Linked DNA regions of Homo sapiens: region 2 is linked to region 1. A link is a loop called in an ENCODE intact Hi-C map of the cell type or tissue named here. Cell type or tissue: CD4-positive, alpha-beta T cell. All regions are shown on one strand. Each heading gives the region's core, and the rest is flanking DNA. Links, peaks and the distances in the headings are about the cores only.

Region 1 (5,374 bases), core at 58-5,057:
GCTTGTGAAAGGCCTTCTCTGATATTTTAAGTGATTTGGACTTGAATCTATGGATAGGGCACCCTCAGAGGGATGCGAGACTCAAGCTTTCCCTCCACACGAGAGCCTCGGTGTGATTTCAAATATCATTTCACTTGAGGAGAAAGAGGCCATTGAAGGGAAGTCAGAGGGCATTTTCTCTTCCTGGTCATCAGTGGTATTCGTAGTTAAAGACCTTTTTATTTAAAAAAACATCTGCTTGAGAGAGGAAGTAGAGGTTACAGTTTAGAAGAAACCTGTCAGAAATCGATAAGGCTATTGTTGTGGTCATTTATTTGGGAGCATGTAGAATGTTAAGCAGGTGGTCCCTGGCCCACATGAGCGTCCAGTCGATGGGAAAGATGAGTATGTAAATAGAAGGTAGCCACGTGGTCCCAGGTTCCAGGACAGGACCTGGCATGCACACTGTGAGATCACACCGGAGGCATCTGCAATCTGTGGGGACTGCGGAACAGGTGGCCTGCCCCTGGTAGGGAGAGGAGCAGGAACAAGGCTGGGGCATCTGGGGTGCGGGTGATGAAGGAGGGAAGAGGAGAGGATCCTCACAGCACCTGAAATGTGCAGACTGCAAGGGATGGACCCAGAAAGGGCCCTTGTTCGTGTTTAGAGTCTGTTGCAGGCCTGGCCATTGTACCAGGGCCTTCATACACATCTTCATTTAGCAGCAGAATGGAGCTGCCTTCCTTGTAAATAGCTCATTTCTGCATTTGGTCTTGAAATCGAACAGTACGCATCTCACTAAGCCTAAGTGGCAAGTAGATTCCATATATGAGAAATTCACAGCTAAAGAGAAAGGGTGATTGAGTTGGGAGGGCCACACCCTGGGAAGGGCTCCGCAGTGTGGTTAAGCAGCAGGACCGCTAGTTAATGCTAAGTGAATAAATTGGCACAGATTGGAGATCCCTGCAGATACTAAACTCAATCCAAACAGAAATCAAGCCAGGATTACACATAAGAATTTCTGCCACCATCGGAAATAGGACCCTAGAGTGAGAATTGACTTTCTTCCGTCTGCCACAGCTGTCAGTCTGTGAATGGATTTCCACTAGGGCAATGTTGTCTGCCTGTATTTCTGCCTGTTTTTGTTGTGAGTGATAGGATGAGGACACAACAACTGACAAAAATACGGAGAGCTGATGGGCTTCTTCGAAGCTGCCTGCAAGCCTGTTTCACGTGACGTGTTCCGTTGTTGAAATGACACCTTCCCTTATCTGCCAGCTCTGTTAACACACAAGATGACCTTGGCTTCAGCCTGTCTTGAGGGGCTGGCTGTTTTACTTTACTAAATGATTTGTTTAAGTCAGAAGTGGTTATCCCTGATCAATTCTCCGATAAGTGCCAGCGGCCAAATTTAAAGCCGAGTCCAGAGCAGTTTTCTAATGACAAAACTAGTTTTTTGCTGATGTTTGAAAAATGCATGTGGCAGGAAGAAAGAAAAACAAAACAAAACAAAAAAGTAGGTGAGTGCTTCAGTTCTGTGAGTGCAAGAAAAATGTAAGTGCCACCAAGCTAATATTTACGCTAATGCTCCTCTTTCAGTACCAGAGCCTCTGTAGCTTCAAATTTCATTTTAGTTAAAGAGAACGAGGTAATGGAAGTAAAGACAGAGTGCATTGCTTTTCCTGGCCATCGGTGTTATTAGGAACTTGAACACTTTATGTGTAGGAGATGTGCAGTGAGAGCGGTTCACCCTGATCTGTTCTGCCAGAAATAGACGTCTCGGGGTGTGGATGCAGACATGGTCTTTGGCAAGGCTCAGTGCAGGCTGCAGAGTCCAGTTCTGGGTTCTGTCTGAGTGGGCCGCTTTATAAGAGAGGACGAAGTTTCTGGCAAAAGTGGTCTTTAATGCATGGCTCTACTCACTTGATGGGTGTTAGAGTTGAGTGGGGTTTGGCAGGACCACGAGCGTGTCTGGCCTCAATTCGAGGGGGTGCAGCGAGGGGAGGTAGGGGACCTGGGAGAAGCTGGAACCAGAGTCACTCAATGGTCCACTGAGGTCCAGACGTACCCCATAAGCAAACTCAGAACGAAGCAGGCCTTGGCGTGGAGGCACAGGCCCAGCTGGTGACCGCCCCTCACATGCTGGGCCTTTTACAGGATGCCCATGCCCAGTTGCATGGAGGGTGGAGTTGTTAGGCACAGGCAGTGGTGATGCTGTTTATCCTAAGTCACGTGTCCATGCTCAGTAGGGTCATTGTCCATTGGGAGCATCTTTTTCTATCCCAAATCCTTCTACCCCAACCTCTCCCGGAGTACCAGGGTCCCCAAAAGAGAGATAAACCATGATCTATGTCATATCAGGAGATTGCTCGCCTCCTATGACCAAAAGGGTCTTGTCGGCTGTTGCGTTCCTTTGCATTGCACGAGGTGTTCAGGAAATTTTTGCCTTGTAACTTACATACCATCTCATGAATCACCAGGCCTGTAGTCCTCACTTTATAGACAGTGTATCAGGCTAGTGTCTGTGTGTGAAAGAGAAAGCAAACCAGTGAGCCAGCCTGGGCACAAGAGGCCAACGGGGAGCGGAACATCTAATCTATTTACTCCTGTCCGTGGGTCCTGGAGTGACTGTTTCAGCTGCAGACACAGACCCATGATGAAGGTGAGAGCAGACCAGCCAAGCGCTCCTGGCAGAAACGACTCTGAAAACACGCACCTGGGTAGGGCGATGGAGCCTCTGCCTTCACAGGGACTCCACACATCATGGTGGGGGGACATTGTCCTTGGAGAAAATCCCAGGGTGGCTCTCAGAGACTTGGGGAGCCTTGTGGTTTTTCTTAGAATTTATTTGGCTTAAAATATCAGTATGTAAATGTCAGTGACAGTATCTAACTTCTGTTTTTCAGAAAAAAAGAGAAACATGCCTTTCATGTGGGCCATCTGTGGGCACCCCTTTGTGGGTTTTCCGCATGAGCTTCAGGGGTGCTGAGCAGGCAGGGGCTCTCCACTTGTGTTTGCTCGGCAGCAGACCTGGCCTGTCCTGTGTGCTGCTTTTTGGCAGTCCAGGTTCAGGAGCTTAAGAGAGGAACGTTTATAGAAAGGAAATCGATGAGCTGTAACCTTCTATAGAAAGGTAGAAATAGAACGCCTGATTTTCTGCTCTCTTTTTTCTTCTTTTGGTGCTTAAGAGTTCAGAGAAAGCCCCAGGAAGCCTGGCACCCAGGATGCTTTGCAATGAGGCGCTTCTCAGGGCTTGTTTTTTTGCTCCAGTGTAACTCTCCACCCCGTTTGCTGAGATGCTGGTGAGACCAGGGCACTCAGCTGAGGTCCAAAGACTGGGTGTGAAGGCGTAGACCAGCAGAATCAAAGAAGTAGTGCGGCACCCCTGAACCAGAATGCGGTGTGCCCCGGACCCCCGGCCCTGAGTCAGAGACGCCCCACTGCAAATAGTGATGTGACCTCCGACCCCCAAAGGGCTCAGGTGACTCTGGCTCCTGGTCACCTGCAGTTTGGGATCTTTCCAGTGGGACCTGGCGGTTTGGGATTTGGCCTCAGCTGTTATTTACGGTTTCGATTTCTGCCCCTGTGGCTGATGCATTAAGCGATTTCCCTCCGTGTTTTTGTTTGGGGTGTCTGGTTCTCACATCTGGGGAGTCTGTCATGTGCTGTTTGAATTTCCCCTTCATTGTGGAGCTCTGAGCATTTGTCCTGGGCTATCACTCACAACAACATGTACCTAAAAACTAGAAAGCTTTCTGGTCGGAATCCTGAAAGTCGGCTGCCCCAAGCAGCCTTCAGTGTTCATAGACTTGGTGGTAGGAGAAGAGCTTTCATTCTTCGAAGCAGTCGTAAGTTTATCGGTAACACCCAGGGGAGGAGGTGTTGAGGGAGTAGGAATGACGATCTCGTATTGAGGACTTTTCCATGTGATATTGGACAGAGGGAATGTCTTACCCAGCTGACCTCAGCGAAGTCAGTCCTCGGAATCAAAGACAGATGCAGACAGGCCTCTTGAAGATACTGTGCTGTGTTTTTGTTGCTGCTGTTTTCAATTTATGCTGAACATTAGTTAACCCACTAAGAATAATGTGCCAGGCTTACGGGTGGGTGTGAACTTGAACACACTCACATGGTCTGGGGTGCTGAGGGAAGGTTGGCAAAGGAAAAGTGCACATTTTTTTTTTTGCATGTCAGGCTTTTCTTTATTATTTTCTCATAGAGAAGACAAGATAAATTTGATGAACTTTCTTATCATAGCATAGGATAAGATTTTGTAGCAATGAAAAGCAATAGCAAATGATAACTCCTGAGCCTCCATTCATGTAGATTATATGGCATCAAATACTTGGAGTGAATTTATTGTTAATTTTTAGATGAACAGAATAATTTAATTTCAGAGCCCATATTGAAATTATTGAACTAATTCAAAAAATATCTATAGAGCACCTACTCTTGCCAGTTATGGTTGTATCTGCCATGGATACAGCAGCAAACAGAATGAAGTCCCTGATTTCCTGCTGCTTATGTCTTAGTGGGGGTGGATGGTGAACAAATAAGCCAATTACGGAATAATCCTATACTAATAATAAGACAAGTTATCCATGAGAGGCCAGAGAATGAAGGGAGGAATGTGCTGTGTACAGAGGATACTCGCAGAGACCTTTCTGATACGGACTTTGGAGTAAAGACCCGGATGGGGAGGGATGGTCTGGAAGGGTTTCCCCAGGAAGAACAATCCTAAGAGAAGAACAGAGCAGAGGAAAGGCCTGATCTGACCTGTTGAAAGGATCGCCCTGGCGGTTGTTGGGAGGTGAGGCTCTCAGAGCGTGAGGTGGAAGACAGGGAAGCCCCTGCCGGCAGGGTGAGAATAGACCCAGAGCTGCCCAGCGTTTCGGCCATGTGCTCTCACCAGGCATCTGGATAAGACAGTTTCAGGGACATTGTGGACACAGAAAAGCCCCATTGGATTGGGTTCCAGAGAGGACTGAAGAAGAGGAAAAGGCGCTGTTGAGTGTAGACTCTTCTTAAGGATTTTACTGTAAAAGAGCTGAGAAATGAGGTGGGGGAATGTGTTAGTTCGTTTTCACATTGGTGATCAAGACATACCTGAGACTGGGCAATTTATAAAGGAAAAGAGGTTTAAGGGACTCACAGATCCACATGGCTGGGGAGGCCTCACAATCATGGCAGACGGCAAAAGGCACGTCTTACATGGCAGCAGACGAGAGAATGGGAGCCAAGCAAAAAGGGGAACTCCTTATAAAACCATCAGATCTCATGAGACTTATTCACTACCACGAGAACATTATGGGGGAAACCACCCCTACAATTCAATTACCTCCCACAAGGTTCCTCCCACAACACATGGGAATTATGGGAGCTACAATTCAAGGTG
Region 2 (5,374 bases), core at 187-5,186, 76 kb after region 1:
AAATCATCAGGCTTAGGTAGCGGTTGCAAGAATGAGCCTGAGGTGAGGTTGCCCGTTGGCCATTCTGTTACTATAATGATTTCAGCACTTATGAAAGAGACTAATGACTGAAATTGCTATCAACATTTGCAGCCAAAAGACTACATGTTGGAAATTGGATTTTCCTCTCTTCTTGCTAATGAGCTTTTCTCTCAAGGTGCTGATGCCTGGAGTGTACAGGAAGATTGGCAATTCTCTTTCTGTGTTTTACACGCCCGAATACCTGTACTGAAATTCAAGCAACACCTTTGTGATAGGGGATGGTTATATGAAACCATAAAAATATTGTTAGAGTAAGTGGCTCAGCTGGGCACACCTAAAAAACGTAAGAAGTGGAATCTTTAACTGGACAAATTACAAAATGTTTTCAAGTGGGTGTATGTATGTCAGGTTGTTCCAGTGCTGCAGTCGCTATGACCAGAAATAAAAGAGTTCTTTTTGTTTGTTCCTTTCGTGGCCTTGACGACGTTCTCGGGAGAAGCAGCTCAATAGTCAATATCAGATGGTTCTAGAAGAGTTGCTTCATAAGTACCACTGCTGTGATCTTTTCTGTAGGTTCCCATGACAATGCTATAGGGGCTTTGTTTGTTCATGGGAACTTGAGGAACACAGGGAATTCTTGTTCAATAATGAACGCAATGCGGCTTGGAAAAGACTCTTGGTAGACACGAACAAAAAAGTATAGCCAGAGCAGCCTTCAGAAATCATTCCTGCAGTTTTTGGAAGCGTTTCTCAAGGTCTGAATGGAGGCTGTGAAGGTGAGTCATGAATCGTAACAGCATTTCAACATGCTGATTCCTTGCTACTAACAAAGCGTGTGATAAGAATTTGGTGAGTCTTGTTGGCCAGTCTCCTCCAACTTTAGAGCTGCTCAGCTGGAGGGCTCCTGGGTAATCCACCCCACCCTATCGGCCTGGCAATTTGCTTGAAGGTGATAAGGTATACTGGTGACAACATTGATAAAGTTCTTCACCAGAAATTTTCCAAACTCAACCGAAATAAATATAGGCTGCTTTTCAGAAAAGATAGCGTCTGATAATCCAGGTGTTACAAATGATGGTGAAAAGTGGCAGTTTTCACAGTAGACATCTGGGGGTGGGAACGGGGATGTAAAACACGAAGAGCCATTTTCAGATCCACAGCAGCAGAGACTGCCATGATCAGCGTCCTGCTAAATCAGTGTGGATTCCTAATTAAATCTTCTTGACTTCCATGATGATAGCTAGGTTTCTTCATCAACTTGGGTTTGGCAGATCCTTCCTGCTGAAGCTCTCGCAGGGCCTTCCAGTACCCCCTGACATTTATGACCAAGTCTACCTCTCATTCCTCAGTGGGGTTTTCAGTTTACCTATATGTGCTAATGTAGTCTACACAAAGTTGGCCTTGAAGAAATAAAAGAACCCTAGCTATTTTGAAAAGTGAATTTATGGGCCAGGCACGGTGGCTCACGCCTGTAATCCCAGCACTTTGGGAGGCTGAGGCAGGCAGATCACCTGAAGTCAGGAGTTTGAGACCAGCCTGACCAACATGGAGAAACCCTGTCTCTACTAAAAAAATACAAAATTAGCCGGGCGTGGTGGCGTGCACCTGTAATCCCAGCTACTCAGGAGGCTGAGGCAGGAGAATCACTTGAACCTGGGAGGCAGAGGTTGCGGTGAGCCGAGATTATGCCATTGCACTCCAGCCTGGGCAACAAGAGCAAAACTCCATCTCAAAACAAAAAAAAAAAAAAAGAAAGAAAAGTCTAGGAACCTCTGGCTGTGGCTGTCACCAAGCCCTCTGCAGACAGGAGGCCGGGAGAGGTGAAGAACAGCAATCAGGGTGGCAATGAAAGCCATGAGTGCAAACAGAGCGCTCACCCTGGAGAGCCTCCTGCTCTGTGCCGGGCACTATTCCCAGTGCTTTGTACAGACTCGCTCATTCAATCCCTGCAAAAATCCTCTGAGGGGAGCACTTAAGAGCCTCTCATTTTCCAAAAGAAGAAACTGAAGGATAGATCTCTAGAACCCTGAAGTTCCTGTGTTCTCATTAACAATTCTATGACCTACTTTAGTTTTGAATGTAATTCCACAGCAGATGGCTGGAACGTGGTCTGGGGGATTAAGCGAGGTAAGAATGTTCTCTACTTCTTACTCACCGCTGGGTTCTCCTCTGAGAAGCTTTCGATGGCCGGCCCTGGCTATTATTGACTGCGCTTGCTTTTCACTCAGATCTTATTCCACTCAATTTAGGCTGCAGAGGCTGTACATATTCTTTGAAAATCACTCTCTGTCATCTCCATGCTAACACCCAAGCGACACAGTCTGCACAAAGATTCATCTGGTGAGCCTGAGGATTTGTACGTATTGTGTTGACGCTGAAAAACGGGGCCCTTTCATTTCCTTCTCCATCCTACTTACTTATTGTGAGTAGATTTCCCAGTGTGAAAATTCGTTTCAATATTTATTCCGTGCTCGAAGCTTTACTATTGTGTTCTGAAAGTTGAAGAGTGTACTTCTCCTTCTCTTCCCTTGTAGGTGAGCATGGAGCTCAGCCTCCCCACACATCAGTGAAAAGAAATCCCCCCAAACATACATTTTAAAAGAAACCCTTGAAATATGTTTAGAATAATATTAAACCTTAGCAAAAACTTTATCTATAAATGTTTATGTCATGGTGTGTTTTTCTCTTGACAAACTGTTACTAGTGTTTTTGTCATGTCTGAGAATTGGCATTGAGGACACTTCTTGTTCTTTCCAAAATGCAGTAAAGTTCACCACCTCTCCAAGAACAATGGGTGACCTAGAAAGCTGGGAATTCTGTTGCAGTGGGCCACCCCTTCTGAAATGATTATGATAGCAAGTTTTCGTTATTGTTTTATTCAAAATAAATCTCTGGCTTGAGTTATACCCTGTTGCCTTGTACTAGGCAGGTAAGACAAAAAAGATGCAAATCTGTCTGTTCACAAGAGGTTGGCCCCAGTAGTTAAATTTAAGGCACTGATGGTGTTCGATGCAAGACTGTTTCTTGGTCTATATATTTTCATGTGATTGTGAGTAATTCATTTACTGTTAAATGCTTAGTGCTCCATGCTCTTTTCAGGGATAGTTCAACACGGACACACATTATGACGACCATATGTTCTGAATTGTCTGAGTCACGTTTATTTAAAATGCTTTGTTCCATTGTTTCAGAAGTAATGTGAACTTCAGAAAGCACTTGATCTGATTTTGGGGTCTGAAAATATAGAAATCATAATCAATAACCCAGAAAAGTATATACTGTTTCCCATTTAAAAAGAGGAATTTCAGGTTAAAGATGATTCTGTTCTTACTTGTGTATGCCCCTTGACTGATGATCATTCCTTGCCCTGATTGAGGATTTATGGTGGTTAATAGTTATAAGCACTTCGACCATCCTTAGCTTTTTTGATTCTTGCAACATCCCTAGGAGATTGTTCCTATTGTTTCTCATGCTTTGCAGGTGAGAACATGCAGCTTGGAGAGATGTTGAGTCTCTTGTGCAAGGTTATAGAGGTCAGCAGTGGTTAAACCTTGATATGAATTTCAGAACCCTTGATCCTTTTTTTTGTTTTGTTTAGAATTGGGGGTCTCGCTCTGTCACCCAGGCTGGAGTGCAGTGACATGGTAATAGTTCACTGCAGGCTTGAACTCCTAGACTTAAGCAAATCTACCTCGGCCTCCCGAGTTGCTGGGATTATAGGTGTGAGCCACCATAGTTGGCACAGCTCTTGATCTTAACTGTTTCACTGAACTGTATTTCTACAAGAATGCAGATAATTTAACATCTCTTTTATTGTCTTCAATTCCCAAATTTAAGAGGTCATTTTCTCCTTCTTGTCTTCAAATCAGATCTTTCTCCTCCTGGAAACTACCATCTGGTCAATGTGGCAAAGGCCTTGCCTTGCAGCCCTGCAGTCTCTTGCCCATCTGTGTGGCTCCTTGTTTGGTTCCATTTCCCCCTATCTAGGGGTGTCTTTCCATGCTGGGTCTGACATATGGAGAATAAGAGACTTAAGTAGGCTGGTTTGTGTTGACAGAGTTGTGTGGCTGTGATGGAGCACCTCACTGTGCAGGTTCCTTTCTTTAAAAAAAAAAAAAAAAAAAAAAACTTTTATTAGGGTCTTGCTCTGTTACCCAGACTAAAGTGAATGCAATCACAGCCTCAAACTCAGGCATAAGTGACCCTCCCACCTTAAGTCCCCTAAGTAGCTGGGACGACAGGCATGAACCACATGCCCAGCTATTTTTTTTTTTTCATTTTTTGTAGAGACAGGCTGGTCTCCTGGGCTCAAGTAATCCTCCTGCCTCAGCGTTCCAAGTAACTGGGACCACAGGCGTGTGCCACCATCCCCAGCTAATTTTTAAAAACATTTTCATAGAGACAGAGTCTTGCTATGTTGCCCAGGCTGATCTCGAACTCCTGGGCTCAAGAGATCCTGCATCCTCAGCCCCACAAATTGCTGGGAGTACAGACATGACCCATTGTGTCCCACTGCTGTGCAGGTTTCAATTCAGCCTTCTTATAAGAGAAAAAAGGATGATGGACCTTGCAAACACATGCTCCCCTGCTAGGACTTAGGAGCAGAAGTTTCTGTGGGATGGTCTGAAAAAGACACTGCAAACCCGCGGCAGACTTTTCTTCCACCATCCGTTGCTGCTGTGACGTTCTTCGGAGTGAGTGGTGCTGGCTAAGTGCTGGTGTCATTCTCTGAGGACACATCTCAGGTCCCTTCAGGAAAAGCAGATGTGTACACAAATCTATTCAGAGTGGTTATTTAAAATTACTGTTACTAGTTGCAGATTCTCTTCTTTGTAAGCCCAAGGTGGCAATTGATGTTGCTGAGTGCTGGGTTTTAGATCAGCTCTGCCCTCAGAGCCAAGTTTCCCAAAGTATCTAATTGCAAAAATGGATATCACATTCTGCATCTAGGGATGCCCCAATTCTGCTGGAAAATGCTTGTATCCTAGAAGATTCCCAAGTTCCCTTTGAGAAGAGCTATGTCCATTGCACTTAAGTTAAATAAGAACCCAAATCACTCCGCAAGCAGGGGAGAAAGAGAGAGGATGATGGGGCTCAAAGGAACCTCAGGCAATAACTCACCCAACCCTTGCATTTTCCAAATAAAGAAACTGAGCTCAGATATTATCAACGACTTGCCCATAGCTCAAAAACACACCTATGGCAGAGAGAGGTCTGGAGTCCAGATAATCTACCTCCTAGGCCAATAGCAACTCTCACCTCCCCACTGGCCACCAGAGAATGGAGCATTATGGGGAGGATTCATCTCTTCATTTATTCATTCATTCACTCACTCACTCATTTGTTTTCTATA

The links. A loop is a pair of places that touch in the nucleus more often than their neighbours do. Peaks named below come from ENCODE experiments on the same cell type or tissue, not always from the same donor. Only the 100,000 strongest peaks of a DNase experiment are listed, where the experiment ranks them.
Region 2: it touches region 1 in a loop (2.4-fold over the local background); 8 of 110 quality-filtered maps call a loop at or near these places.

Annotation. Positions count from the first base shown.
Region 1 is chr10:7,190,838-7,196,211 of GRCh38, reverse strand. The region is part of intron 15 of SFMBT2 (Scm like with four mbt domains 2); the gene reads left to right. Among named protein-coding and RNA genes, the nearest start is that of SNORD129, 6.7 kb to the right of the region's middle. In CD4-positive, alpha-beta T cell, for the core only: no CTCF peak of the experiment used is centred there; a DNase peak (open chromatin) is centred at 2,961; H3K4me3 peaks cover 1,248 bases; H3K27ac peaks cover 2,300 bases.
Region 2 is chr10:7,115,054-7,120,427 of GRCh38, reverse strand. It overlaps LOC105376387 (a long non-coding RNA gene), which reads left to right and starts at 1,959. Exons shown (of 5, transcript NR_188183.1): 1 at 1,959-2,148. In CD4-positive, alpha-beta T cell, for the core only: no CTCF peak of the experiment used is centred there; no DNase peak of the experiment used is centred there.